Regions from separate parts of the Homo sapiens genome. Here region 1 is linked to region 2. Evidence: read pairs that join two places in POLR2A ChIA-PET (ENCODE). Cell type or tissue: GM12878. All regions are shown on one strand. Each heading gives the region's core, and the rest is flanking DNA. Links, peaks and the distances in the headings are about the cores only.

Evidence for each region. Peaks named below come from ENCODE experiments on the same cell type or tissue, not always from the same donor. Only the 100,000 strongest peaks of a DNase experiment are listed, where the experiment ranks them.
Region 1: POLR2A ChIA-PET joins it to region 2 with 7 read pairs; 2 of 35 experiments call an interaction of 5 or more read pairs at or near these places.

Annotation. Positions count from the first base shown.
Region 1 is chr13:33,376,019-33,392,087 of GRCh38, reverse strand. It overlaps a transcript of STARD13 not described here. Among named protein-coding and RNA genes, the nearest start is that of LINC02344, 49 kb to the right of the region's middle. RefSeq lists an enhancer at 3,900-3,979. In GM12878, for the core only: no CTCF peak of the experiment used is centred there; no DNase peak of the experiment used is centred there.
Region 2 is chr13:33,197,688-33,213,137 of GRCh38, reverse strand. The region is part of intron 1 of STARD13 (StAR related lipid transfer domain containing 13); the gene reads left to right. Among named protein-coding and RNA genes, the nearest start is that of STARD13-AS, 72 kb to the left of the region's middle. RefSeq lists a silencer at 10,384-10,473 and enhancers at 12,825-12,874, 13,225-13,294. In GM12878, for the core only: no CTCF peak of the experiment used is centred there; DNase peaks (open chromatin) are centred at 8,846 and 10,263; H3K4me3 peaks cover 4,606 bases; H3K27ac peaks cover 7,498 bases.

The DNA of each region.
Region 1 (16,069 bases), core at 4,094-12,093, 180 kb before region 2:
CAATCTTAAGCAACTGAATTTCTCTCTCTGTTTCACCACCTGCAAAACGAAGAAGTTGAGGGAAGAATTTACGCCACAGAATCAAGTAACAGTGCTGCTAAAGCCCTCTGCAGCAATAATATTCTAGGATATTATATCACGGAGCTTTTCCAAAAGGCAGTCATTTCACTCTTCTCTGAGTTCTTTCCAAAAAATCATAAGTATTGCAAATCTTTCTTTGGTATCCCATCAAGAGGCCTCTTCCATGTGGCAGGAAGGTGTTTCCTCTGAAGCAGGGCAAACTCTGAAGGCCACTGGCAGTCCCACTGAGAGATTGCTCGAGAGATCACAGCCCCATGCAGAGAAGAGTCATCAGTAATGATGTGGTGAGCACATTTTGACGCAAAGCTGACAACATATGGCCTCTGCTCCCCGGCTGATTTCCTGAGCTGTCCTAAGTGTCTTTACCAAAACACTCCTTCTTCCATCATTTGTGAAGCCCACCTAACGGTCATTTATAACTGATTCTGTCACGTCCATAATAAGCTGCCTAGATGTATTAAGATTCTTAAGAAATGTTTCCAAATTATGTGTTAAAGTAATATGTGGTGTGATTGTCTTGTATATCAGCCTTGTGTATACTGGGGACATTTATCTCACTAAAGCAACACTGCTCTTGCAACCTTGATTTACGGTAAATGTTCCTACTTGCAAAGCAAAACACCTTGAATCCGATTTTAAAACAAATTGCACACATTTCAATCAGCCATGATTTTGGTAAATGCAGTGAATGTTAAAAGACAGAACATATACCACATGATCTGCTTATTTTGAAGGGTTTCGTCTTGCTGATTGTCAATATCGTTGGCTCTGCTTTTCACTACCTAGAGCACACAATCACAATGTTAAACCTGATCTAAATTGTTTTCCATTTCTTAAGATGCAGTCACTTGTTTTAAAATAAAATGAAGTTTTGTATTCTTGGTGAATTTTCTTAACAATAATTAATGATGTTTTCTTGTTATATTTTTGTGATAACCCAGACTCTGATGTTTTCTAGTCAATAAGAAGGGAAAATCCTTTCTGTGACACACATACTTTAAGAAGCAACCAGCTGAATTGTTACCAGAATTCAAGTGCTGCCTGATAAAATCAGTATGTCCTGTTAAAGAAAGACAGAAGTAGGAACCAGTCCATGAAACTGCACCTGAAAATATGATATATAAACTTATCTAGAGGAGAAAAGGGACACAGAGATTTTTAACGATGCATCTAGAGTAGTTCTCCTTCTGGCCCAGTGTGCAAAATGTAAAGAACTCTTGCATCTTAATGACGGATAGGGTTTTCTAGCCACTAGTATGATATTCACCAGAGATAAAGCCTGCATTATTCTCTAAAGGAGCTAGAATGGGAGCTCGCTCTCTTCCTGGACCAGGAATAACAACTCTCTCTTCATACTTGACCATAGCATTCCTGACACAAAGTGTGTGTCCTGAGTTATATTTCCAATAGTGATGTTAGATTTGCATTCATTTATTTTTGCCCTCTTATTTCTTCTTTGTAACAAATGATACAAATTTATGAAGAGGTTGGAGCTCCCAGTGCCCTCTGTCATTCTCAAGTAGAGTAAAGCTTGCGCTGCAAAACAAGATAGAGCTGGTGCTCTTGGAATTCCTAGTAACTTGTTCTAACAAAGTCAGGTGTTCCAGGGAGCTGGGTAGCAAAACTCAAGTTCTATTAAAACACCAGGTTGATGGTAAACATATCCTAAGGCAATTGACCCATGTCACTCTTGGGCAAAGCAACATAAAAGCCAGAGAACAGTCTTTGGTTCAGATTTCAGAACTGAAGTTAATCTCAACAATTCTAGCTTTTATAAAATTATCAAAGATGAGAATACTTTTTTCTTATATTTATTAATAGCTTGCATACCTTTGCTCATAAAGTAAGTACTAAAGACATACTTTTAATTGAATTTTCTGGGTGTTTTACCTTTTCCAGACCCTAGCATCTTTTCTTCTAATCTAGATTCCACAGGCACCAATGACGGTATGAAATTTTGCTGCTGAAAATGGCCTCCATATCTCTATTTTATCCTTGCACGAAAGAAGGGTGGATCATTCTCATTTCTGTTTCTTCAACTGATATTTTAAAATAAGATGAGAAAATAAGTCAGACTTCTAGCAGTGTAGCTTTAAAAACCCTTTGAATTACTTCCAGACTTGTGAAGATACTGAGGTCAAAATTACAGGATATTCTTGCTTCCTAAGCATAATTACAGATTACCTTACACTCAAACATAATAAACGAAGATAAATGAGATGAAATTAATGTAGTAAATTCATTTTAATTGCAATTGGCATAATTATTAGATTATATGACCATGTAATATAAATTTAATGGAAGTAAACTTTTAAATTTTATTTATGCACTTAGAAGTAATTAAATGTGAATGAACAATGTGACTATAAGAATAATTAATTTCTCATGTGAATTAATTAAGGGTGTTTTTAAAATGTTCTCTGTAGTTTACGATAGAAAAAAGATTGTAAACCCATATTATTACAGTATAGCAGGCAAATAAATAGCTGAAAATGGTAGATGATGGAGAGGATGCAGTGAGAAGCAATTTGCACCTGGCCTGGCCCAGCTCACTCCCTCGCTCCTCCACCAGAAGGTTTCTCTGCTTTCCTCCACCACAGTTCCTCCCACCATAGCTCTCTCAAATGATGGGAGAAAGGACCCTTTCCCTCCTCAAACTGTTCAATTAGTGGGTTCATTCTTCCTTACATACCAGTTTCACATACCTTATGTACTGGGTGTTGTCTTAGGAGGACCACTAACCTCAAGAGGCTGGGTGCGGTGGCTCAAGCCTGTAATCCCAGCACTTTGGGAGGCCAAGGCAGGCAGATCACCTGAGGTCAGGAGGTCGAGACCAGACTGGCCAACATGGTGAAATCCCATCTCTACTAAAAATACAAAAAAATTAGCCAGACGTGGTGGTTGGCACCTATAATCCCAGCTACTTGGGAGGCTGAGGCAGGAGAATCGCTTGAACCTGGGAGGCAGAGGTTGCAGTGAGCCAAGGTTGCACCATAGCACTCCAGCCTGGGCAACAAGAACGAAACTTCATCTCAAAAAAAAAAAAAAAAAAGAAGGACCCCTAACCTCAAGGACTGAAGGATTGATGAGGCAAAGATGTAAAGAGTCAGCGAGGTACTAGGAGCTCAGGACACTGAAGTCACAAGGCACCGGCAGCAACACTGACACAATGCTCAATGCCTCCCATATAAGGCTACTGAGATTAGGTTTGATCTTAGAGTCTGGGACAGATCTCAGCCTGCTAATCTGAGTAACGTTGGTGTGGCTGCCAGGCTGCTAGACAGAGAACCAAGTAGGTAATTTCAGGTCCATAGGCTTGTGCAAGTCAGAGGATAGGGCGTGTCTACAAAGGGGAATTAGCAATGCAGGGCAGCAGCTTACTGACTTCCAAATGGATGACAACATTCTAGAAGAGATGTGACTTAGCTGAACTCTGAAGCCAGATTCCTCCTTTGTGGGTATGTACTCAGCTTGGGCCCCAACTTCTATAGGCTTTGAGCAACAATCCCAGCAGCTAAAGAGCTCCTCCAAATCCACACAGAGCTGCCTCTGCAGGGTGTGGCCCTGCGGTTAGACCTGTGCGTGACTGCACTGCCCTGGCCCTTTAACTTTGCCCATCCACTAAGATATTATGCCTCTGCTGGTGGATAAAGGCAAGCACAAACTGGCCTCTTCTAGGCAGTCACTCTTGATCTCTGGCTACTTGCTCTAAACCTGGTCGTTTTTGCTCAGTTTTCCTTTAGTTCTCAGAACCTCAGTCTTGATGTCTGTTTTCAGTTCCTACTGTTCACCAAGCCATTAGATTTGTCTGGGGCTTGGTGGACCACAGCTTTCAACTCCTGTTGGCTCTGCTCGCCTCCTAATTTTAACGCCTCTGGTGGTTGGGGAAGAGAAACTCTATGTTGCAGTCCCCACCTTATAGAAAGGCACCATTGAACTCTAGCTCCCCTCATACCCTTCACTTTTGTCCTTTTCCCCTTCCCAGCTTCTTAGCCCAGGACACTCATGTGCTTACAGAGGAAAGACCACCATATGGCCGATGCATCTGAAAGCAATAATTTAACTGAGGCATAGCCCAAGAATGACCCTGTGGTCTAAGGAGAGTGTGTGTTTGGAGTCCCAAGCTAAAGAATCTGGGAGCGGCCAATCTGGAGTTTCACTCCTTGTCCATGAAGGACATCTGGACCCCAGTCCCATCCTTTGAAACACAGGCTATACAGGGGATAGAGGCCCTTGGTGCTGGGTTAAATGGAGGTTGCTAGGTGGAAGGTGCTAAGTGAAAATGTTATACTAACATCAGGCTTTTTACCATCAGTAGCGGTACTCCTGTCCAGCCTGCTGCCACTGCACTGTCCCTGTCTGTAAATTCCCCAATAAACCTTATATCTCGTTCACTCTCTCCAGATCTCTTCTTCAACCTCTTGGACTCATGCCATCCCTATTGGAGTGAATAGGGGTCCAGCATAACAACCACTTAAACACAGACTGGGCAGTACAGGGGAGTGCATCCTTGACTGTGGACTCCTTGAGACAAGTCACCACGGTTTTTTGTTTTGTTTTGAATCCCCAGCACTTAGCACAGGGCCAGCAAACATGGGCACAGACTAGAATGTTTCTGTTCATTATAACCCCATGATAAAGCACAACCACTTTAGTCAGTTTCACCTGAGATTCCCTACTATTGAGATGAAAACATTACGCACAGCTGGTCTCAGTGGCGCACTTCTGTAATCCCAGCAACTTAGGAGCTGAAGTGGGAGGATTGCATGAGGCCAGAAGTTCAAGACCAGCATGGGCAATATAGCACAATCCAATCTCTAAAACTAAAAATAAATTAGCTAGGCATAGTGATGCATACCTCTAGTCCTAGCTACTGGAGAGGCTGAAGTGGGAGTATCACTTGAGCCCAGGAGTTCAAGGCTGCAGTGAGCTATAGTTGCACTACTGCACTTCATCCTGGGCAACAGAAACCCCATCTCTAAAGAAAGAAAATTAGGTGACATGTCCCTCCACCTGTCAACCCAACCAAACCAAGATATTAGCAGGCCTATGCAGAATTGGCAAAGAAGGTTGTAAAAATCCCTGTCTGTTCTCAGCCCATCAGCCACCTCGAAATTTTAAAAAAGTTTAAATTAAGGTAGAAGAGTGAGGAGGGCAGGTCTGTTCTTGGTGGAGCAGTCAATATGCTGGGCTTTCTCTCACCCCAAGTCAGATAAGGGGCCCCCAGGATTCCAGTGCCACAAGAGAACCAGAGAACTTGGCGTATATTTTCTGGACTTTGGAGGGCCCAGGAAATGGTGACTTCTGGAAACATAAAGGCAAAAAGGCTCTGCCTTGGTCTACCTGCCATGATGAGAGAACAGAAAGAGACACTAGGAGGAAACCCCTCCTACTAATGGCAGTGGGCACACGTCCCTTAGTTCCAGGCTGCACGTCGACCCCCCCAGAGGAGGTCACCTTGAGAATTGCCTGTTGGGACCTGGATGGGGGAGGCCACCACACACCCAGGGCTGAGAAAGAACCCCAGCAATGTGCCCTCCTGGAGAAGAATCAGCCTTGGGAATTTACCATACCTGGAGGGTGACCATATGGAGCTCATGTGACCCGCTAGCTCAGCATGTAAGACATTTTCTCTTCCTGGAGCCCCTGAGGAAGGCAGGGTGATTTAACAAGAGCAGGGTAGGGGAGAAAGGGGAAACTGAAGAGCAAGAAAACCTTGAATCTTGGATCCAATTTGAAGCTTTTTATAATTACAGTGGACTGGATATTTCAATTATGAAAATGAGGTTGTCCTTAGGACCAAATGTGACCAGGTTACTTTTAATTAGCTATGTGAATCAAAGAACCATGGCACTTGGGTTTTCATCCAGGGTGAGGAACAAATGGTTCACAGGGAGGGTTTCAAGACAAAATGTTGAAAAAGAGAGTGAAGCTGCTTTGTGTTTGCATGCAGTTGAATTCAGCTGATATCAACATACCTGATGAATAAATAATGAATTGATGAGCAAATGAATAAACGCAAGCAAGGAAATAATTGCAAATTTAGTATTATTACTCTTATTACTCAATTTGACTCACACATTAGGCTTAAGTTTAAGCTTTTTAAATTTTATTTTTATTTAATTTTAATTTTTTTTTTTTTGTTTTTTTTTTTTTGAGACAGAGTCTTGCTCTGCTGCCCAGGCTGGAGTGCAGTGGCACAATCTCGGCTCACTGCAACCCGGACTCAAGTGATTCTCCTGCCTCAGCCTCCCAAGTAGCTGGGACTACAGGCATGCACCACCACGCCCAGCTAATTTTTGTAGTTTTAGTAGAGACAGGGTTTCACCACGTTGGCAAGGCTGGTCACAAACTCCTGACCTCAGGTGATCCGCCCTCCTCGGTCTCCCAAAGTGCTGAGATTACAGGCGTGAGCCACCGCGCCCAGCCAAGTTAAGCTTTTAGAATCTAGTTATCTGGTTTACCCTTCTCATTCCCCTTTATCTCTGCTCTTAAACAGGTAAAAATGCTGGTCATTTTTTTTTTTTTTTTTTTTTTTTACCATTCTGGGCAAATACTCTTTTACTCAGTTACCAGTTCCTCTGGCTTCTGCTTTCCTATTTTTCTGATCAATTTTACTTTTTTCCTGTGCTCACAGTTTAGGACAGCTGTACCAAATAGGCACTTTGCCTTTTTTTCATTTTGAAAACTTTCTTACTTTGACACTCTATGGATGCATCTAAGAGCAATTTCCCTTTCTGTTTTCTACATATATATATATATATATATATATATATATATATATATATTCCGAACCTTTCTTCCAAACCAAAAATCTGGATTTCCAAGGTGTGTTGAAACTATTATCAACCCAGACATGCATATATATATATATATATATTCCGAACCTTTCTTCCAAACTAAAAATCTGGATTTCCAAGGTGTGTTGAAACTATTATCAATCCAGACATGCATGTGTATATATATATATTCCGAACCTTTCTTCCAAACTAAAAATCTGGATTTCCAAGGTGTGTTGAAACTATTATCAACCCAGACATGATTCAGGAAAAAGATTATGTATATTCTTTGGAGTCTCTTTCTATTCTCTGCCATCATTTTGGTTCCATATGTAGGTCATCTGCTCTCTGCTAGTTTACCACCCATGCTCTTCCCATGGAGCCCTGGGCACATTTAACTAAGTCCCTCCTTGCTCAGCATGCAGTCTTTTTTGAGGGTAGAGGTGGGTGGAGTAAGGATTAAGGAGATGGGCAGGATATGAGTACCACAGTGGATGAAGAGATCAAAGAGTTTGAGGACTACATTTCTGTAGAACACGGTGGGTGTCATTAACTAAACCATTAGAGTAGTTTCAATACTCTGTACTTTGAGTCCTTATTCTACAATTCAAATTAGTATATTCTATTTTTATGCTAATTCACTGTTGTACTACTCTACTTCCAGGATTATTTACTTTTGTGCTACAGTACATAACTGCTACATTTTAAAGTTCATTGCAGCTTATTAATATTAAATGACGTGATTCAAAAGCATTTGCTTTCTCGGGCCAGTGGACACAGAGTACTCTTAAGATGCATTAAAATATGGATTGGTCAGTGTTTAACAAACCCTACTGAGTGGTTTCTGTGATTTAACAGTCAGCTTCCCGGACTCTTAGCTTGGCTGGCAACATGACAGTGCTTTAACCATTGATTTAGAAACTGAAGAGAAGGATTTCCGTTCAACAGCCACCAAGTAATAAACAGCAGGGTTAAAGCTAAAGGAAGAAGCTACCTAGTTGTTATTATTGGTTGTTAGATTCAAAGCAATGTCACTGTTCCTTTTATCTGAGTACAGCCTGTGATCAGACCTCATTGTACAAGACACTGTCCTTAAGCCTTAGTTATCTTTGCTGTAGAGCTGGGCTAGCCAACCAAGTTGCTCTCCCAGGGATAATTTATCTTGCAGGTGACACATTAAATAGAACCACGCAATCAAAGTTTGAATTCTAGCCTTCTGTTGTCTTGGTTGGTCAGGCTAAATTAATAATCGAACCTGGTGCCCTTGAACGAGCTCCCTGCTGTATACATTTAGCTGGCCAAACCACTTCCCCTCCCCCGACACTCCACCTCCTCATGGATGAAAACTTCTGGTAGAAAAACAAACTCACGAAGGAGAAAAGTACCAGGTGCATGAGACATGCAGATGACTAGAAAGGGAATGTGCAGCTTCGTGTTCGTGTTTCTTTTTTTTTTTTTTTTTTTTTTTTTTTTGAGACAGTCTCACTCCGTTTCTCAGACTGGAGTGTAATGGCACAATTTCAGCTCACTGCAACCTGTGCCTCCCAGGTTCAAGCAATTCTTCTGCCTCAGCCTCCCAAGTAGCTGGGATTACAGGTGCATGCCACCATGCCCTGCCAATTTTTTTCTTTTTTTTTTGTATTTTTAGTAGAGATGGGGTTTTGCCACGTTGGCCAGCCTGGTCTCAAACTTCTGATCTTAGGTGATCCACCTGCCTTGGCCTCCCAAAGTGCTGGGATTACAGGTGTGAGCCACTGCACCCAGCCACAGCTTTGTATTTCAAATCAAACACTGACTGTGTGCCAGTTACACTGGTCCCTGCAGAAGCCATTGCCAGACCTTTTTTTTTGACACAGGGTCTCACATTGTTGCCCAGGTGGGAGTTCACTGCAGCCTCGACCTTTTAGCCTCAAGCGATTCTCCTGCCTGGGACTCCCAAAGTGCTGGGATTACAGACATGAGCCACTGTGGCCAGCCTTACTGCCAGATTCTTCTCCGTGTGTAGTATTCCGTGGTAAACTCAGCCTCAAAGGAAGCATACGCTACCCATGTGGCATGTCTGTGAGACAAAGAAAGGGAAATAGTGGGAGAAACATGAAATGTCTTATGAGGGAATCTAAATAAATTTTGAAAGTTTGATTTCCAATATTTCATTTTTCAATTTATAATGGAAGCTCTAACTAGATGTTACCCACCATCCCAGACCAGCCCAGACCCACTAGGCCAAAAATATTTAAAGTATGTAAATGCCAATTATGTTGCGTATATAAATAAAGTACTGCCTGGAAGCTAGATATCATGGAATGATACTAAAGGCAGTTAAGTTTACGTTGTTCACTAATTATAATAGTAATAGCTAATATTTATTTAGCTATCAACAGAATAGCTAAATCATAGGAATACCATTTTTCTATAATGCTTATCGGTGGAAGAGCATTTATTTCTTATCAGTGTTACCAATGTAATCATGTTCTTCTGTAATTTCAAACATAAGATAGCCTATTTGTTACCAATGGAATCGCATTTTTCTGTAATTTCAAATGAGGCCTAGGCTATAGCCAATATATGTAGAGTCACAATTTCTACTCTCTTAAATTATGGCCTTTTAGAGTTCTTGAATCCATGTTTATTTGTTTACTTAACATTTGTGTGCTGGATGCTACAATGCAATATCGAGCAGAATCAGGGTCCCTCCCTTCATAGATTTCAGAGCCTACTGAAAGGACCAACAGTAAACAAATAACCACATAAATAAACTTACAATTACAGATGATATCAATGCTAAGTAGGAAGAGATACATGGCATCCCGAGAGTTGATATCAGCGATCTGCCCAGTGTGGGGAGGGTCTAGGAGAAGTGGCATTTCAGCTGAGGACAGTGGAGAGTAGGAGTTACCTGTGGGGAGGGGACAGGGCACAGCACCGCAAAAGCCCTGGATGCCAGGGAGATTCGGCACAACTTCTATAACTGGATTGACTTAACTTGAAATGTAATTTGCTCGAAAGAAATTAAAATTAAAATTCAGGGCAAGTGACCTGAAGTTACCCAACAGAACACAGAACATCAGATAATTCCACTAAGAACATTCAATTCTGCATGACTCAGTGCCTGCAAGGTATGCCATGCTTCGTTTATGATGGCAGCGTAGCCTGGTCTCCTGGTCTATGCGTTTGCGCTAGGAGCCAAGAAGATCTTCAGCTTATGGAGTTCATGTGACCATCCCATCCTTTGTGGCCATGGACAAGTCAGTTCCGTCTCTGTAGGAAACTTAAAGGACAAGCCCTAGAGGGGGCAGGTGTGGGAAATTATTGGATGGTATTTTGACTTTGATGTATCATTATGCAAAACCATATCGAGGAATGAATTATTCATATTCCAAGAAATAATATTGAAAACACTTGAAAGTAATTAAAGAAGCAGATCCTTAATATATAATCAAGGAATTTTTTATGTTTTAATTTATTTTTAGTTTTATTTTTTTATTTTTGAGAGGGAGTCTCACTCTGTCACCCAGGCTGGAGTGCAGTGGCACAATCTCAGCTCACTGCAACCTCCGCCTCCTGGGTTCAAGCGATTCTCCTGCCTCAGGCTCCTGGGTAGCTGAGATTACAGGCGCCTGCCACCACGCCTGGCTAATTTTTGTGTTTCAGTAGAGAGGGGGGTTTCATCATGTTGGTCAGGCTGGTCTCGAACTCCTGACCTCAAATGGTCAGCCCACCTCGGCCTCCCAAAGTGCTGAGATTACAGGCATGAGCTACCGTGCCCAGCCAAGGAATTATAATTTCTAAAATTCTATGAGCATTTTCTTCTGAATGCTTTTCTGAATATGTAATGTATGTGCCCATATGTATATAGCCTCTCCTGGGTCACACCCTTATTGCCTATTAGCATAAGTCAACTGTGAAGCGTTTAATAGGCGTTTTGTAGGGGGTAGGGAGCAAAAAAATTCAATGGTTAAATAAATTTAATGAAGATTGGAGTAAGCAAATAGATTTTCTTACTGCCAAAGTGGTCAAAGTGTTTAATATTTTTATATTAGTCTAAATTGTAAAATTCTGATAAGGTAATATAATATTTGGCATCTACTAAATTTATTTTCTCAGAGGACATTTGTTCCCTCAAATATACATTCCTCAGAACATAGCATTCCTATATACTCGTAGAGGTGATCTAAAATTAGAAAAAAGTCAGTCAGTGATATTTTTGCTTCTAGAATTTGTTCCTACCTCATTGCCTTTGTGATTATGTCTACAATTCTGGGCCAGGCCTGTAAGACCATTCACTGTCTGGACTCAATCCAATTCTGTCTGCCATGCCATGCTGTGCCACCCTTGCCCCTGCACTTTATGCTCCAGACACACTGACCTTCTCCTTCTCCCTCACCTTGAACACACCCCCCTTCCCCACCTGAACCTGGCACGGGTACCCTCTGGTTGGAAAGGCCTAGCCTGCTCTACACCTCTCTGCCTGAGCCCCACTTTGGCTTGTCAATTGCCTGTTTGTTCTTCAAGGTCTAGTTCAAATAGCTTCTCTGGGAACTTTGTTCTTTCTTCTCTGACAGCATTGACACCATTGTATTCTCTTGCATCTGTTTACCAGATCCTCTCCTGCCTCCCCCTTTGACTAATTTCTTGCTTCAGGGCCAGGGCAGAGACAGTTCCCTCGTTTGCATGCAGTCTTACCTAAGAAAGCACACAGAGGAAAGGTCTATACCAACTGGATGAACTTGAATTTGTGTGTGGGGGGGGTGGGGGGTGGGGGTGTGTGTGTGTGACGGTAGGGGTATTCTCCACCTTTTTTTTTTTTTTTTTTGAGACAGAATCCCGCTCAGTTGCCCAGGCTGGAGTGCAGTGGTGCAGTCTCAGCTCACTGTAACCTCTGATTCCAGGGCTCAAGCCATTCTCCTGCCTCAGCCTCCCAAGTAGCTGGGACTACAGGCGCCCGCCACCATGCCTGGCTAATTTTTGTATTTTTAGTAGAGACGGGGTTTCACCATGTTGGCCAGATTGGTCTTGAATTCACCACGTTGGTAAGGCTAGTCTTGAACTCCTCACCTCAGGTGATCCGCCCACCTCAGCTTCCCAAAATGCTGGGATTACAGGCATGAGCCACCGCGCCTGGCCTCCACATTTTAAGTAAAATAAATAAGTCAAACTATAAAACATCTGTCTGATAAGTAACTCTTCTCTGTCTTGCATGCATTTATTTTATCGCAAGAGTATTAAAATTATGTGTTTTTATGAGTCATGTCTGAGAACATTGTCCTTGAGTGCAGGGACCTTATCATATTCATTTTTCATCCTTAGCACTTAGCATAGATCTTGGCATTTAGTAAATGTCCAATAAATGATGCTCAAATTAAATGGAATCAAATCTTGCTCAGCTCTTTGCTGCCTTGTCACAGTAAAGTGACTAAGCAAGCATGTGAACCCTGGGATCAGAATGCCAGGTGTGAATCCCAGCTGGTCACCTGCTGTGTGACCTTGGGGAAGTTACTGAACTGTTTTGTTCTCTGTTTCCTTATCTGTAAAAGAGGATGTGAATATTGTCCACCTCCTGGGCCTGTTGTGAAGATTAAACTTATCTATATTTACATCCATTTCTACATCAGTATTATCTATTTATTTTAATTATACAAAGTGTCTTTCTCATGCCTTCCCAGTGAGAGAACAGGCAATTAAATGTTGTGATATACAAACAGAAAACCTCCTACCCTTCTAAGTCCTATTAAATGTCAAATCAGAGATGGGGTCATGTCAATAAAGGAGCTACCAGAACAAACATGAAAGTATAATTTACATTATGCATTATAATCCTTCCAATTAAAACCCCCATTGTAAAGAGATCTGATTTCTAACCTTTTAAATATTGTTATATGGCTTTTATGAAAAATTCTGCAAATGTCAGGAAAAAATACTATAGGGTGTATTTTTAATGTGGACTATTTTACAAGGTGCTTTCAAACATATGATAGGATATCTTAGTCTAATTGTCATAAGAGCTCTCTAAGGAAAATCAGATCCAGTTTTATAGTCCATTTGAGCTGATGGTACAAAAAAGTGACAGTTAAGATCAAGTACACTACATGTCAGATCACGTTTCTTGTTTTTTTATTTTGAGATAGGGTATTATTCTGTTGCCCAGGCTGGAGTGCAGTGGCGTGATCTCAGCTCACCACAGCCTCGACTTCCCAGGCTCAAGAGATCCTCTCACCTCAGCCTCCCTGGTAGCTGGGACCACAGGCAAATGCCATCACACCTGGCTAATTTTTGTATTTTTGGTAGAGACGGGGCTCCACCATGTTGCCCAGGCTGATCTCGAACTCCTGGGCTCAAGCTATCTGCCTGCCTCAGCCTCCCAAAGTCCTAGGATTACAAGTGTGAGCCACCACGCCCAGCCTATGTTTCTTTTTTTCTTTTTTTTTTTTTTGTTTTTTTGAGTCAGAGTCTCACTCTGTCACCCAGGCTAGAGTGCAGTGGTGCCATCTCAGCTCACTGCAACCTCTGCCTCCTGGGTTCAAGCAATTCTCCTGCCTCAGCCTCCCAAGTAGCTGGGACTACAGGCGCCCGCCACCACACTCGGCTGATTTTTTGTATTTTTAGTAGAGACGGGGTTTCACCATATTGGCCAGGCTGGTCTCGAACTCCTGACCTCGTGATCCGCCCGCCTCGGCCTCTCAAAGTGCTGGGATTACAGGCGTGAGCCACTGCGCCCGACCACGCCTGGCCTATGTTTCTAATAAGAAGTGCAGGTTTTCAGAGAATGGAATTATTCCTGAGAACCACAGCAAGTCAAGGTGTAGTGGAGGAGATGGGGCTCCAGGTGGGCCTTGGAAGGTAAGACTAATGCAGGTGGGAAGAGGAGAAAGGGCATGAGGACAGGGAGAGCAAAGGTGCAGAGGGTGGAAAGCATTTGGTATGTTTGGGGTGACAGCTCCCTGTGTGGCACAGTGGACGTTCAGCCTGGCCTTGGGAGTGGAGTCTCAGCTGGTCTCAGTAGGGAGTGGGGGTGCTGAAATGCCAGGGCTTCAGGGCTTGCTTGCTTTGCCAGTTTTAAGTTTAACCACCCACTTCCCTGAGAACACCACTGGCTAACTTGCTGCATGAATTACAAGTATGATAACCAAGGAAACTCTGGAGACCCCCCTTTAAAATAAACTTGGCTCAATTGCTTCACTGGACAAATAGTAACTAATACCAGCATTGTCCCAGGGCTGTAAAAGTAGCCATCCAGCCACTAAGAAATTACCCAACATTCCTACCAGAATTGTATTGGCTATTGTGAATGGCTTTAATAACAGGACCTTGTTCATTTGGTTTTTAGATAGGTTATTACTGATTTACCCATTCAATCAATTCCTGTTTTCCTCTGCTGGGTGTAAAAACTGCTCCCAGCCCCAACCTCTGGGTTTAGGACAAGGGAAAAACAAAAAAGGACTACATTATAACCCAGAAGGTGATCACACACCTTCCTGCTCTAAGTGTAGGCTTTTCTATTGTGATATGGATTATCCAGGAATATTATATCATCTTCCCTAAAAGCATTAAAAATAGGATGCATTCTCATCCTCTGTAAGTGGAGCTTGCGTGGTTGTGTGTGTGTGTGTGTCCTGGGGGAGATGAGAGTATAAGCGGGGGTGGGGGAGAATAATTTAAATGCTCTGCTAAGATTTCATTTAGTCCCATGAGTCTACGATAACATTTTTCTGTCATCATGCAAAGATCAATAGAATTAATAAGAATAACAGTTGTAGTACCGACAATTCTGGATAGATAAAAGACCTTTGACCTTCCAGAGAAAATCCAGTATTTTTTCCATTCAGTATCATTAAAGTCACACACATACCTCTTATTACTTTCAGTATTTTTCCCAGATGTCTCTTCACATTCAAAAGAAGACACAAAGTAAAATTAAATGTTTTTTTTACCAGAACGTGGCTCTTGTTTGCTGCTTCAGATTTTTAAAGCACACAGGCATTATCTATAACCCATCCTCAGGGTAATCCTGTGAGGAAAAATATGTACTCATTATTGATGGAAAAGGAGATGCTTATAGCTTTTGCTTAATTTTGTTCCAAGCCTCTAGGAGCAATAACAACAAAATGATTGTTTTTACTAACAATAGAAAAAAATTGCATAAAATACATAAAACTATCTTAGAATAAATCGGACACCTTAAGAGTCTCAGTAAGTTTTTCTTATGTGCTGAATACCATGTAGCATCTTATTGACCAACCCCCAAGTACATGTTCATTCCTTCCCAAAGCCAACCCTCCTTTTCCCCACAGTGGCCCCAGGCCTGTCTTCTAGAACTCTCAGCAGCATTTGATATTGTTACTTGGAAGGCCCTTGACCTCCCTGCTTCCTTGGCTGTCATAGAGCAGTGTCCTGGTGCTTCTTTCACCTCCCTAACTTCTCCTTCTCAGGCTTACTGGCTCCTCATTCTGTCCCCTAAGCCTAGGCACTGCCCAAGGTCTCTTCTTTCTTTGGTCTCTGTCAGGGAGATATCTCACCCAATCCCAAAGCTTCATCCTTCCATAAAAATCCGTATCTATATCTAAATTGTCAGCTTCCTCCCTTTGAAATTCTAATCCTTTTTTTTTTTTAAAGATGGGGTCTGGCTATGTTGGTCAGGATAGAGTGTGGTGGGTATTCACAGGTTCAATCACAGCTCACTACAGCCATGAACTTCCAGGCTCAAGTGATCCTCAGCCTCCTGATTAGCTGGGACTATTAGGTGCCTGGCTAATCCTTCATTCTTGATTCTGTGCTTGACACTGCCCCAGCTGTAATTCTTGCACCTTCAACCTGCTGCCTTCCCATTTCCTCCTCCACCCCACTTCTAGAATGCGTAAGTACCCACTAAGTCATAAACTACAGGAGGACAAGGCTTTTTGTTGTTGTCATTTTTATTTAAACTTAGGTATCCTCAGCACTTTAGAACAGTACCTGGCATATAATTGACATTTGCAAAATACTGAATGAATGAATGAATGACTATCACTTCATCTCTACCCACTACAAACCAGCCTAACTCATCTTTATGTCCTGTTTGTCACCTGTGCTTAAAGCTAGGGTGTAGCTTTACACATTAAGCTTACATTAAGTAATATGGTCAAAACCATATTAAGTAATATGGTTTAAGTAATATGGTCAAACCATACTTAAGTAATATGGTCAAACCATATTTCTTTTCTATTACTTAAGTA
Region 2 (15,450 bases), core at 5,280-13,279:
CAGCTGGCATTACTGTTACAGTTCATTGTCAGAGCCCTCATGTTACAGATGTACTGTCTGATTTTTCTTACGGAACCTTTTTGGATAAAGGGAGTTCAAAAAATCAGGGTCAATAACTCAACTAGCAAGTACATTGCCTTGATTTGCTTCAAAACAAGAACGTAGCAGAGATAAGGGGTAGGTTGCCTTGATCTAAAAACATGATGGTTTGACAAAACTTTCCTTTTTAAGCAATACTTGCTAACAAAAAGGTGAAAATGTGTCATTTTATAAGGAAAGGTAACTTTTTTCTCAGAAAAAGAAAGGCAATTTAATAATAGCAGAAATTAGATGACAGATTGTCATACCTGTTTAGGAATGTAAAATTCTGGAAAGGGTTTTGCGAAGAGATTGTTTTTCAAACACACTATAAACATGAGTTTCTTTGGTTCTCCACATTACCTGGAATGCTTGCGAGTGAAATTGAGTTGGAGGCATATGTAGTAGCCTGAGAACCTGAGAACCTCAAGTTGCGACTTGAAAATAGGCTCCATGACCCTAGAGACTGGAAAGTCCCAGAGTCCTCCTCATGCACATCTGCACCTGCCCACACCTGCCTGCAGGACCCCTGAGGATTAATACATGTTGCTGCTCATGTAGGCTCTGGGTGCCAGTGTGCCCAAGCAACTCAGTGTCCAAATCTGAAAGGTTGACATTTCTATTGCTGTAAATAAGAATAATTCAACAGTAGAAAGTGGCTTTATTTTCTGCTTAAAATGGGAGTAGAAAACAAGGCAGGCATGCTCTGGATATCTGCACATATGCTAAAGGAACAGTTGGTCACGAAGTAAGACACTTAAATTCTACTTAATAAATGTTTTCATTTATGAGTTTGTGCGGGTTCACTCACCCATCTTTTCTACCACACTGCTCGGGATGTAAAGCTATTGGAGAGGTACAGAGGGACAAATCTGTCAGCTTCAGGGGGACAGGTGAGCCACCCCAAAAGGCATGCTTCTGAGTGGTGCTGGTTCCTTGGTCTGGTCCCCTGAAACCACACTTTTGACTAAAACAGTCACTGGGGTTCCACTGAGCTAATTTGTTATTAGCTTTCTTATTTGTTTATTTGAAAATCTCCAAGACATATTGTCCAATGAACAGAGTAAGTCTGAGAATAATACATATATTATGATTCTGTTTCAGTGAAAAGCAATTCTTATGGGTGTATAACATGGGTATATATGTACAAGTATGTATAGACATATGTGTATATTTTACATACATAAGATATGTGTATGAATATGTGTCATACACACACACACACACACACATACACACACACACACACACACAGAGTCAGCTCTCTCTGTCCATGGATTCCAAATCTGTAGATTCAACCGGGAATTGAAAAATATGTTATTTTAAAAATTGTGTCTATATTGAACATGTACAGACTTCTTTCCCTTGTCATTATTCCCTCAACAATACACAGTAGAACAACTGTGTACATAGCATTTACATTGTACTAGGTATTATAAGTAATTTAGTGATGATTTAAGGTATACAGGAGGATGTATGTAGGTTAAATGCAAATACTATCCCACTTTGAATCAGGGACTTGAGAATCTGTGGATTTTGATATCTGTGGGGATCCTGGAACCAATCCCCCTTGGTGTCTGATATCACAGATATCAAAACCCACATATATAACAAGTGTGTTATATATGCATAATAAGTTTGGAAGGATACACACCAAACTGTTAATAGTGACTACTTCCAAGGAGACAAGTGAAATTAGAAGTTAGGAATAAAAACAGGCTTTTACTTTTTTAGGCTATGCTTCTGCATTATTTAAATATTTTCAATGAGCATTATTTGGTATCATTAAAATATTTTTAAAAGATATTTTAAATAATATTTTTATTTTAATATCTTTCATGTTTTATGTAATATTTTTATTTTAAAATATTTTTAAAATAATATATTAAAGATTTTTTATTAGCTACTAGAGTGTGTTAGATATTCTTTGATTTCACTTTGTGAAGATAAAAATAATTTACTAAAAAGGAATGATCCTGTCCTATACAATAACTATATTTTCATATTTATAATGATATTCATAGCATAATGCAAATAACGTATGGTACATTTCCAGTGAGTTTTTGTTTTCTCATTCCTTTATGTCAAGAAATTGGTGAATTTCTTGGTATCCAAGATCTAAACCAAAATATATGACCAAAAGAAATGGAGAAATGGTAACAACAGGGCTTGAAATGGCCGATTCTGATGTGGAGGTGCCCTCTTTAGAATGCCAGCTAAACTGTTGGTCTACCAGATTTTGAATGGTTGATTAGATGCTAGCAGCATCTGCAGGATCGCTTAACCTAAGTGTTAAATAACACACAATATCGCACCCTATTTGCTCAAGTATTTCAAATTGCAGGCATTAATACAATTAGCAGTTCTTACAGAGAATTCTTAATTTCTTGATTTGTGGTTAATCAAAGTCAATCTTTTAAGTGTAGTCGTAATCACCTATATTTTAAATCACCTGTGTTTTATTCCATTCTAACTATGGAATGATAGCATGTATTGAATGCTTATGCTAAGCTCTGTGGCAAGCATTTTATGTACATTAACGCACTAAATCTGTGCAACAACCCTAAGATGTGTACCATTATTATCTAGTCAACAATGAGAGACTGCAAGTAACTTGTTCAAATTCACACAGCTTGTACCGTCAGAGCCAAGATTACAATTCAGGCATTTGGGCATTAAGTGCAGTTTTTTTATTGCACTGTAAAGGGAGCACACTCTTATCCATGAAGTCATACTGCCCTCACTGGCTGTGAAATACTGTGTTCTTCATTTACTCTTGCCGGAATTTGCAAATTGTCTGCAACCTGCTACTTTGTAAGGGCTCCTCCCTTGATGTGCAGTAAGTTCTGCTTCCTCAGTGTGCTCTCCCCTCTGCAGAGCTGATGTTTAATAGACCTGGCTCTTTGCAAGAAAGAAAACAAAGTCCCCAAGGAGCCATATTTATTGCCTCTAGGATCCTTCCTACCTTGCCCCTTCAAAGAACACTGCGGCTGTTGTCGACCCCAGCGTCTGCTGTTGAAGCTGCACACCCACTCTGTGCATGAAGCTGGAACTGGACTCTGTTTTTTTGTTTGTTTGTTTGTTTTTCAAGACAGGATCTTGGTCTATCACTGGACTGGAGTGCAGTGGCATGATCACAGCTCACTGCAGCCTCCACCTCCTAGGCTCAAGTGATCCTCCCACCTCAGCCTCCCCAATAGCTAAAATTCCAGGTGCATGCTGCCATGCCTGGCTAATTTTTATTTTTTTTGTGTGGAGACAGGGTGTCTCTGTGTTGCCTAGGTTGGTCTTGAACTCCTGGGCTCAAGTGATCCTCCCACCTCGGTCTCCCAAAGTGTTGGGAGTGCACGTGAGCCACTACAGCTTGTCTTGGACTCCGCTTCTTGTATATGGTCATTCAAGATGTCCTGTCATTGAAAAGAAAGGGAATGATGATTGAAATATCGGTCCCTCACTTAAGGATGGCAGGACTGACGACCAGCAGATCTGTCCTAATTGTTGTTGCTGTGTTCAGTTTATGAACTTTCACTGCACTTACACCTAGATATTGCTTGGAATGGTTAATTGGCTTCTTAGGCCCTGGAATTTGGAAAAAAAAAAGAGAGAGAGAGAGAGAAGATTCAGACATCATGCTTTTTGCTTTGCCATCTGGTATAATTCTTAAAGGCATTTTTAGGTCCCCAATATGGGTAGTGTTGCTGTTTGTTCCTTTCCAATGCTGATTGGCTCAGGCACACAGGTTCTGGGCTTTTGATTATGAAATTGATCAAGGCTGGATGAGGCAGATTTCTGGCACCTTTGAGTCAGTGGTTGTAGGCAGAGACACCATATACATTTGCGTAGGTTGTACACTGCACAGCTCTAGGTTGTCCTGGTCCTGGGGAACGCAGGTGCCAATATGGGGGTAACACACAAGTCCTGAGGTCCCCACCCATGCACATTCCACTCCCCAATATTTTCCTTCCTTTGCCATAAATTGAATCTCTGTCTAAAACTTCTCTTCTAGGCATACTTCCTGACCACTAGCAATCTGGTGCTTATCACCAACATGTGACAACAGTAGTCTTGTAGCTGTGTGTGTATTTTAAACGGCTGCAAAAGTATTTCACTATGTGGCTGTACCATAATTTATTTGTAAGTTCTCTATTGGTGAGCACTGAGGTAATTTGCAATCTTTTGCAATGAAAGATGCTGAAATTAAAACTTGAATATGTGTGTACACCTGTCTGCAAATACCTCCAGGAAAAATTCCTCCAGATGGAATTTCCTAAGACATATCTCCCTGGACTCACATGTCTTTCTGGTTGCCTCTAGCACTCTTCCTGTTTTCAACCCTGTCCTCCTAGTTCAGCCTTCATGACCTCTTGCTGAAATAATTGCCATAGCCTCCTGAGTGGAGCCATCTGCCTACGCTTCCCTTTAGAATCCATCCTTAACATGGTTTCTAGCTCTCACCGCTCAGACTGTGTTACACCTGTGCTCTAAAACCCCCAAGGGTTCATAATTGCTACCTGAGCTGGTATGAACTCCCCATACCCTCTCCCAGCATCCAAGGCCATCCCATATATGGTTCCGCCCCACCTTTGATGACTCATTTGCTTGATTTCCCCCACGTGTTCCCTGTGCTTCAGCAGCACCAGAAGGTTCCTGAGTCCCCAAGCTTGCCTTGCCTCCTGTTTCTTTGGGTGCCTTAGAGCTCACTCCCTACTTGGAAGTGTCCTTCTCTCTCCTGGGTCCTCCCTCATCTCTGCCTGTGTACCCTCATGCTACAACCCCGCCATGTTTTCTAGATTCTCCCACTCCCACTCCCCAACCTAGACTCCTTCCACCTCCCACTGTCCTCATATCCTGCTTTAGGTGATAATTTCATTTCATGTACCCTTGCAGACCACCTGTGCCAGAGAGAGCTGGCAGCACACATCCTCTGAAGTGGCTAGCACGGAATGTCTTGCACATTTTAGGAGGTTTTTTAAAAGGATTTATTAGATAAGATCTTCGCAGTTGACAAATTCTCTTACCCAAAATTGGCATAATCCTTTAGCTTGGGGAGAAGAGATCACACACATGAAACTATTATGGAAGTAGGGAATTTCCCAATATATTTAGTCAAGAGCACAGAAGCTCATTGGCAGTGAGGTGCCAGGCAGGGTAGGAGCAGGAGCAGCCCCTATAATCTGCCTTTTGTGGGCGGGGCAGGGTCACAGATGCCTGTCACACAGCCTGCATCGAGCAGGGCCTGCTGGATTAAAAAGCTGACTTCTGGCCAGCTACAGCAAGCAAAGACTTGCAACACCATATGGGAAGAATTGACCCAACAATCCATGTGCTTTCATTAAAGGGATGTTTACAGACATCCTGGTTCTTGACTCAAGTTCATTGTCACAGAATGACGTTCTCATGGAGGAAGTGGGAAAGGGGTGGAGTTGAGGGGTGAGTGTAGAAAGCTGGACGAAATCAGGGGACCCTGAACAAAATCTCTCGTGTTACTTTTCAGTTACTCAGAAAGCCTCTCTCTCTACAAATCCCTACAAGGTTGAGACACACAGGCACTCTCAACCTTGAAGTATCTGATTTTACAACTTCAAACTCAGGCTTCTCACAATACTCTATACTCCCTCTCTTAGAGTGAGTACCTCTTATCTAGTTCAAAGTCTCATTCATTCTCTTATTTGACAGACTCCAGTTGTGTTTTTCTTGCCTTTAAGGAGCTCACTGACTAATGGCAGATGCCAGTTCTAGGGTTCTATTGAGTGAGAGTGGAAGGAGAACTAAGGTATCAAACTTTTGCTATTCAGCCCCACTCTGCCCTATGCTTACTTCGTATTCTCCCTCACTGTGGAGTTCAAACATTTAAAATCTGAGTGGCTGTTATCCTCAGCATGCACTGTATACTCTGCACCTTACTCCCGGAATCCTTTCATCTTTAGCTCTCCTTATCACAGGCAGTGGTAGTTTGGTATCATCCTCTGCCAGATTAAACATGTATATTTATTTAATATTCTCTCTGTTGTTGAAAATAACAATACGAATGTTGCATAATAACAACAAAGTTCTTTATCATCTTCATTTGATCTGCTGTCATCTGTGAGGTCTCCAGAGCATACTCTGTGCCTTTCATGTTCGAGGACACTGCCGAGAAATAAAACTGAGACTCGAATCCAGATCCTGTGACTGTGAATCCTAGTACAGTATTCCAACATATAGCCTTAGTTTAGGAACACTCACTTTTTCTATTCATGGTAAACGTGTGGCCTCCACTCACTGATAAGGTGAGATTACCATCGAGCATGCAGTATACGAAAGTCTACAATGCATTGTTTGTCATGCTCACTTACAGAGCAGACTGATTGTTCCACAGTCACCTGTTCAACCCCACTTGGTAGTGGTTAACCCAGAGAAGCAACTGCCTCTCATCTGGAACCTGAAATGCATCCCATGCATTCTCCTGATTCACCAAGTTCATTGGCAGTGTAAATACAAGCAAATCCTGTTGCCAACTGAGGGTGTAATGTCATCAGAATGTGAAGGATGACCTGAGTTTTTTAAGGATACACAATTAAATGTGCACTGATTTTGTTATATCCTATTTTGGCATTTTCTCCTTTTCTGTTTTCTCCTTGGAATTGGTTTGCACAGTATTAACAGATTAAAAATTATTTATGGGTGTGTGTGTGTGTGTGTGTGTGTGTGTGTTTCAGTCATGGGCATCTTCTTTCGAGTCTTATTAGGCATGGAAAAACCTAAGCTTGGTTTAAAACACTTCTTCCCTTCCTGTGAAGTTTTAGGCTAACTTAAAATGGGATGTGTTATATAAGGAAGGCACCTGACACTAGCGGTGGGGGTGCCTAGGAGAAGGAGCACCCCCCTTGGTTTGTGATAGACTGGCAGCGTTTCCTCTGGTATGTGCCAGAGCGGCAGAGCCAGTTTTAAAAAGAGGATTTATAGGAAATCCAGCTGTGAGTTTTCGTTTTTTTCTCTTAGAGCTGGAGGCGGGGCCAAAACCAACCTCAAACCAGGCACACCATTGATCAGGCTAGAATGATGTGGACCAGTCTCACAGACAACAGCCAAGCACAGAGGAAATATTAGCTGGCAGAGATAACGAAGAGAAAACACTCGGTGACAGATGCACCATCTGTCAGTTTCTGAGGAGCAGTTTTCAAGAAAGCTGAAAATGAATTGAAGAAGAGAGGGGTTTTGTTTGAAAGGTACAGCACAGCCTAAGGACAATTTTAAACAAAGTAAGTTTGTGTTCCATAGAAAAAGAGGTCGTGGTGGTGGGAAAGACAACAGTTACTTCCTATGTAGATTGTGAGTTTTGTCATTGATATAAAAAGTTTTCTTTGTAGTGGACTTGATATTTACAACATTCTCTTAACAAGAACTTGATTTAAAATTAAAAAGCAGTGACTGTCATTTTGGCTACTCACTCTAGAAACATTTGCAAGTTACAGTTAGATTTATTTTACTTTTATTTAATCTCAGAGAGAATTGTTTTATCTCAGACTACAGATATAGATAAGGCCTTCCTTCCTTCCTTCCTTCTCTCTCTATTTATAACAATGGGCAAAATTATTTGTATCTTTCCTCAAAGGCAGTTTATTAAGAAAGCGACCCACCTTTCAGATTGACGAGGTTGGCAGTAAATGCTTTGTATTAGCATGCTTAATTCCATGGGCTACGTTACTTAAATAGCTATGAATATGACCTGGACTTCCTACGAGCCTTCCAAATAATGTTATTGGTGTTGACATCATTTTTAAAGGAAGCTGCTTCTGGATCTTCTGTAGTTTATCTTTCTCAGAAAGTCTGTTACCCTCTTTCAGAACATAAGCTACCATATGAAACAATCCTGCTATTTATGTTTAATACATTTTTCAACGGCTTCGTTTTCAAAGTTGGACTTGGGCTGTTGGTAATTGTATGTTACATCTAAGTGGTTTGCGTTCGATGTCATATGTCGCATGTTTTATTAGGCCAGGATTCGTCTAATTCCAAGGGGATCTAAAGCAGTGATTGAGAATGATAAGATTCTATGAGCGATAGCAGAAAGTTTTCAGGGGGCTCACAGGAGGTCCTTTATTGGAAAAAGTCAATTCTTTTACAATTTACACAGGCGGAAAGGGACTTATTTTGCATCTGCATTAGCAGGCTGTCTAGTCCAAACCAGAAGTGGAAGCGCTGGCTGTAAACTCGCCAAAGTAGAAACCACTCAGTGTTATGGCCCAATATGGATGTCAGAGCTCTGGAGCATGTGTGGGAAAATGGCCACAGGCCAACGTCTGGAATCATTTATCTTCCGGTAGAGCTGAGAGGAGAACTGTTTTATGCGTTTTGCAGAAATCCTTGCTGATTGATTTCATTTACATAGAGCTGGTGCAGAGACTGATGGTGAGGACAACTATAAATGGGAGAGAAATATTGATCTATTTCTGCTTTTCCTGACATCCTGGTCTCATTAGTGTTCTTAGCACCTTTGAATGAGATTATGCCGTTACTGACAACCATATGGTTTCTACGGGGTTCTTTCCACGCGTCTCATAAGAAATGACACATTTATGTCTTTTCTTATTGGGGAAATCAGAAACTGAAAGTTGAAGATTTTGTCGTACTGTCTTTTCATTAGCTTAGCCTGTTTCCTACAGTCTAAATGTGAAAAATGAGAGGAAGGAAATATCAGTAGACAGAGTTCTTTGTACACTCTGTGCAACCTATGTAGTCATTGAGAGATGTGCGTCTGATACTCTTTGTGAAATACTGGAACATACTGTTGTTGTGTAGATTCATATCTGCATGTGAAGGAATCATCTATGCCAACCAGTATGTTCTGCATGAGCTAAACTCACATGTGCTGACACATGCTGACATGTGACAAGGTAGCATCCGCACCTGTTTTTCTAATGTGTAAAAGAATTTTGCCAGCTTCTGACAGTACCCACGTCAGACCTTATGGAGACGATTTTAATTGATTTCAAGGACCGAGGTAACAGTCAGAAGCCTTGGATTTCAGATACTACCTTTATGCTGCCTAATTTTGTGACCTTGAGGAAGATGATTAACCTTTTGATGAATCTAATTCACTGCTTACAAATATAATGAATAATTATAGCCATTTTTGTCTCCCAGAGATATTTCAAATGTCAGTAAGACATTTATAATGCATCTTGTGCTATTAGCTTTTGGTACGTATGCCATTAATGAAATTGCCTCCACTCTCTTAGACAGAACTTCTGCATTACACTGAAAAAGCTAAAAACTTTAGCCTTTAAAGTTAAAACAAAATTAAAAACAAAATTCTATAATCTTATGTAGTAATACTTTTGTTTATAGGAGGCTGCTCTTGAAGGTATTTGCATCTATTTTTTTTCTCTTTGTAGAATAACTATTTGATTTTCTCATCAAGATTCTCAGCATTGTGTAAGACTAGTCATTTCCTCAAACAGGTTGAACTTTAAAAAATAGGGCTAAAATTGGTGTGATGCTGCTTTGATTTAGTATGGTTGAATATATGTAATTTTTAAACTTCCTAATGTAAAAAAAAATGGATAATAGTGCAGATTAAGGTACCTAATATTTTCTCACATTTTATAGATACATAGATATACCATACAAATAAATATATGCTAATCTTCATATATGCATATACCCACACACATCCACTTCATCTTTCAAAATAATCCAGTAAAACTGATAGCATAGCAGCATATAAGATATGAAAAGATAGGAGTGATTACTGTGTTTTCATTTTAAATCCTTTTCATTTTACATGATGAACATGATCACAGCTTAGTGTACTGCAAAGGACATCAGAAGCCAGACCTGCCAGTACAGAGAATCACCACGCACCCTGTTCTGTGAACACAGGTGTGTGGTGGCCCCTAGAATCTCGAAATATGGCAGCCTTGGGAGCCACGCCATTCAACTGTGCTCTTCCGCTGCATTGTGGGAATCAGAATGTGTGCCTTACTGTAGCACGAGGTGGTTGGGAGGCCCATATGACATAATGTGCATGAAAATGCTTTGAAAACTTTCAGGCCATTTAAAGTCACTAATTGAACTTCGACAACTTCTTTGCTGCTGGAATATTCCTTTCTTCCCTTTCTTAATAAATTCTGCCCGTCATTCAAAGGCTTCTCTTAGCTCTTTTTTGATCTCAAAGGTTTCTTTGGAGCCCCCAGAGGTCCCTCTCAGAAAGAGGAAGTGAGCGAATTTTGCCACCCGTGTCCCTCCTGCCCCACCCACCAGATGACTTCACTATTACACTCCATGTTTTCACACCTCCACGCTCTGCCCAGTTCTGTCCCTGTGCTCTGCTAAATGTTTTCTCTACCACTTGCCAACATCCTCCTCCTCCTCCAAAGCTACCTTAAGCATCACTTGCCTTTGAAACCTTCTCCACCACCATTCTTTCACAGAGCTAGAGCCTTCTTCATTCATGGTTCCAAACTTCTAATCAAGGTTTTATCTTATTCTACTTCATTCTTTATTTACACATCTTCCTTCCTCCCTAGGCTCCGCAAAGACAGGCCAGGTACCATGCTGCTTTGACTCCCTGGTGCTCGCTGTAGTTTCTTATGTCTGGTTGGTGTTCAAGTAATGTTTGTCAAGTGAATGAGAAAGTCAGTCTTTCCATACCACTTCTTTGTGGGGTCCTGTCATTACACACCTTCTGGGACAGAACCCTGGTACCCATTTTTGTGTCTGGAATAAATTGTCCCTTATGGCATAACAGCATATAGACTGTTGTCAGCTGGGAACCTGAGATTGCAACAATGCAAAACCCTACATCTAATCACCAGCAGATTAACTATTAACCTACTAGTCCTATCTGAATCCTACTAATCATAGTTAGGTAACTAAACATTAAAACTATCATCCATCTGTCTCTATTCTGAGAGAGCCTTGGCATATCTGTGACTAGCTGTGTTTTAAAAAGAAAATCTGACCATCTTTTTGAAAGGCAGTTTGGCAGCATTTATCAAGATCCTCTGATCCAGTAATTCTCCTAGGAAACTATCCTAACGAAATGGTTTCATAAAAATGTAGACAAAGCTTTCTGAACAAAGATGTTCAGCATGATATTATTTATAAATAATATGAAAAATGGCAAATAAGTGACCAGTATTACTTTTATAATCAAATAAAAATTCTTAAGAATCCAAAGGTTGCCTGACAGATTATGTACTAATTATGTTGACCATAAGGCCTCCATTTTTAGGTTCTTTACACAGAATCAAGGATATACTTGGAACAATCAAGTTGAGCAACTTCTTACCATGCTTCCAATTTTACTACTCTCCCTTCTGTTTAAATTTAGAAAATGTTGAAAATAAGGTAACCTTTGAGGCCAGAATTTGAAAATTCTTTGACAGAACAATAATCTGAGTATCAGAAGGGGCCTAGAAGGCCTGCCTCAACCATTTTCATTTAAAAATTGACTGCATGGAGAGCTGGAGATTCAAACTGGTTTAACTTTGCTCTTGAGCTGAGGTTTAAAACAGGTAAAAAGAAAATTTGAGTCTACTTGTTCAAATACTATGAAGAAAACTATGTAAATTGTGGAAGTTTTTTGGCAATCTCTCATTTAATCTCTTTTTACATGGAATAACTGGCAGAGGTAAAGCCATGTTATCATAGTAGATTCTGCATGTTACATTGGGATAAACCACAGGAATACCGGAAATAATCACTGACAAAAATAGGTTCATGTAGTCAGTTGAACACGGGATTTGATGGGGCCATGCCACTGAGATACATCATCCATCACCACATCTGTGCTCAGTGTGGGAGGGTTTCTGTTTCCAATTCTTGGAATAATACTTAAAGTGCATCCCCACTAATAATGCCACCCGCTGAAGCTCTCGGTACAGGGGCCAGAGCTAAGGATTGCTAGTGGGCAGGAACATTTCCATCTCATCCCAAAAGTGCAGAGAAGCACATTGCTTCTTTAAGCATATTTCTATTTTTTATTTTTTATTTTTTTATTTTTATTTTTATTTGTTTATTTATTTGTTTATTTTTATTTTTTATTTTTGAGATAGAATCTCACTCTGTCACCCAGGCTGGAGTGCAGTGGCACAATCTCGGCTCACTGCAAGCTCCGCCTCCTGGGTTCACGCCATTCTCCCGCCTCAGCCTCCCGAGTAGCTGGGACCACAGGCGCCTGCCACCATGCCCGGCTAATTTTTTGTATTTTTTTTTTTAGTAGAGACGGGTTTCACCGTGTTAGCCAGGATGGTCTCAATCTCCTGACCTCGTGATCTGCCCACCTTGGCCTCCCAAAGTGCTGGGATTACAGGCGTGAGCCACCATGCCCGGCCCTTTAAGCATGTTTCTAAATGGTCCTGTTCAGTTGTGTTCCATGTGCAACAACAGAGTAAGTGGGTGCAAGTCCTCTGCTTCAGAGAGTTCACTGTTTAAAAGGTGAAGGAGTGCCAACTTCCAAAGTGAATAGAAACACAATAATACATATATGGGTAAGTCCCCCAGTAGGGCAACAGCCAAGCACACATGCAATGTCGGTGGCAGCAGGTTAGGTGTGGAAGGAGCAGGGGAAAGTGGAGTCCTGAGAAATTCACTACAGGGAACTTAAGTGTTAATGACCGGAGAGTACCTTGAAGTGGTCTCGTTGTTGGTGACGCTTTGGAAGACTGAAGCAGACTTCAAGGGGCTGGCACGGTAGCTCCTGCCTTGCCAAGGGCTTCCACATACAGATGGTGGGTGGCACAGGGACGAATAGGTCATTTACCTGAGCTTGAGCTGAGCCAGGCTGGTTAGGGGAGCTAGATGTGAATGACAGAGCAAGCGGCTAGCTGAAGAAAGCTTCACTATCTTCCAGCCCCAGGAACCCTTAGGGGATGGCAGGGAAGGGCATGAGCTGTGTCAGCAGACCACAGGGCTAGAAGGCAGCGTGTTTGGTTACCTTCAGCCTCTGTGGGGCCTCCCCAAAGACCTGTTTATTCTGCACTCAGCAAAGGGCAAGAGGATCCTATCTGAATTTGTTGCTCATGGGCCCAGATTTCAAACATGCTCTACTGCCTCAGCAAAGATTATGCCATAAAAGCTACTTGGAATTATTGGTTCTCTACTCCCCAAAGGAAAACAATGATTTAGAACAGTGTCCTGAGAACCGCTGTTCTTCCCACATGTGCTTATTATACTGCATCCTGGACCATTGGTACTGGGCCCGGCCAATGACTGGCCATATATATACATTACGAGACATGCCTAAGGAGGAGAAACCCAGCAAGCAGATGAGATACAATTTCTCAAACTAACCATAAATTACTCCATGAAAAGAACCCTTATGTAACACTGAGGCATCCTGATTAGTGTTCTTTGGGCCTTGCAAGTACCTGAATGAAACCACAAAATAGTTAAACAACAATATTGGGAACTCAGTTTCAATAAAAGCTGTTTATTTTTAGCTGAGGATCAAACTCCAAAATAAGTGACCTCTCTGTGGCAGGCATTCTAGCAGAGCAGAAGTTATTTTTATCTTTAGAGTTTCTTGTAAAGTCTTCTGCTTCATGTTGGCTTAAACTATAGCTTTCTGTTTCTTTTCGGTTTTGCTGACATTCACTTATTTGGTGTTGGTGTATTACTTCTACAAAGGACCTAAATGCTTATCTCACTACAGTTCTCCTCCTCCAAAATGCACAGCTAGTGACATTGTATACTTAATGCCAACAAACATTTATTGAGCATCTACTGTGTGAAAGGAACTATGAAAAGGAGACATATAATGTCTTTTCAAGAATATTACAGTCACGTCTTGGGGACAGATATGGACACAATTCAAGAAAGAATGATTTTTGTTGTAATCAGGGGCTTAAGGCAATGTGCTATGGGGCACATATTTAAATCCAATTCAAAGAATGGAAAAGCTTTATGCATGATATGAAATGTGGCCTGGAAACATCAACAGATTTCAGTAGAAGGTAAAGTAGGAAACAGATGCTCAAGATCAAAGGATGTATGTTTAAAAACACAAAGACTTTAAGTGTGTAATGTGTTCAAAAATAGATGAGTGAACCTCAGCGTGACTATACCTTAGGATGTATGGAGAGATCACTGCATTGGGAAAGGCGATTGGAAAAGGAGATGGGGGCTAGAACTTTTTAAGGGTTTTAGATGCTATTTAATAAATCATATGTAGTTACTGACAAATTATGAGGAAGGTGGCGATTTTCAACTTGTAATTTAGGATGAATATTTTGGTAGAAAGTGCATTAGAGAAGATGCAGTAGCACCATTTATAGGTCCATTGCAATAACCCACCTGTCCATTTAAGTATATATTCATTAGATATCTACTGTGTGCTAGGCCCAATTTTAGACTATAGAGGCACAGGAATGAGCAAAATAGGAAAACAAAGTTTCCTGACTCGTGGGGCTCATGCTCTTGTGGAGAAGACAGAGAGTGAATAGCATAAATAAATGAACTATGTTTATTTTAGTGATAACTGATAAAGAGAAGGAATAAAACAGGGAAAGGGGGTATGGAGGTGAGGGAGAAGGGTTAATTTCTGTACATTTTGCAATATATATTCAAGGTAATTAAGGAAGGCCTCTTGGAGAAAGAACTTGAGGGAAGACCTGAAGGAAGGAGGCTTTAGGCAGGGTCTCTAAACATCTGGGGTAAGCCTGGGTCAAGCAGAGGAGACAGATAGGGCCAAGGCTCTGATGCTGGGTGAGCCTGGGATGCTCACAAGTTGACTAGTGAGTTGGGCAGTGTGGGCAGAAGAGGGAAAAGGAGAGAAACAAAGCATCCCTTAGTGACTGTGGGCTTGGTTAATAAAGAATAAGTCAAAGACAATTTAGATTTTTTTCCTGGATGGCTTAGGTTGACATATTTGGTGTTGAAACAGCTTTTCTTTTGTTTTGTTTTTTTGAGACGGAGTCTCACTCTGTGGCCCAGGCCGGAGTGCAGTGGCGTGATCTCGGCTCACTGCAACCTCCGCCTCCTGGGTTCAAGCAATTCTCCTGCCTCCCTCCTAAGTAGCTAGGACTACAGGTGTGTGCCACCATGCCCGGCTAATTTTTTGTGTTTTTAGTAGAGGCGGGGTTTTACCATGTTAGCCAGTGTGGTCTTGATCTCCTGACCTCATGATCCGCCCATCTCGGCCTCCTAAAGTGCTGGGATTGCAGGCGTGAGCCACCGCGCCCGGCCTGAAACAGCTTTTGTAAGATGGCCTTGGTGACCTCATCAAGGAAGAGGGGAAGTCAGCTAAGAATTAGCAGCCAGGGATTAGGACTGGGGATGGAAATTCAGTGGCAATGTTTTGGATTACCTCCTGGGAGGAACAGGAAAAGGATCTAACTACATACTAATGTAAGGACGGATGAGCAGGGTGTTGGTTCTACCATGGCT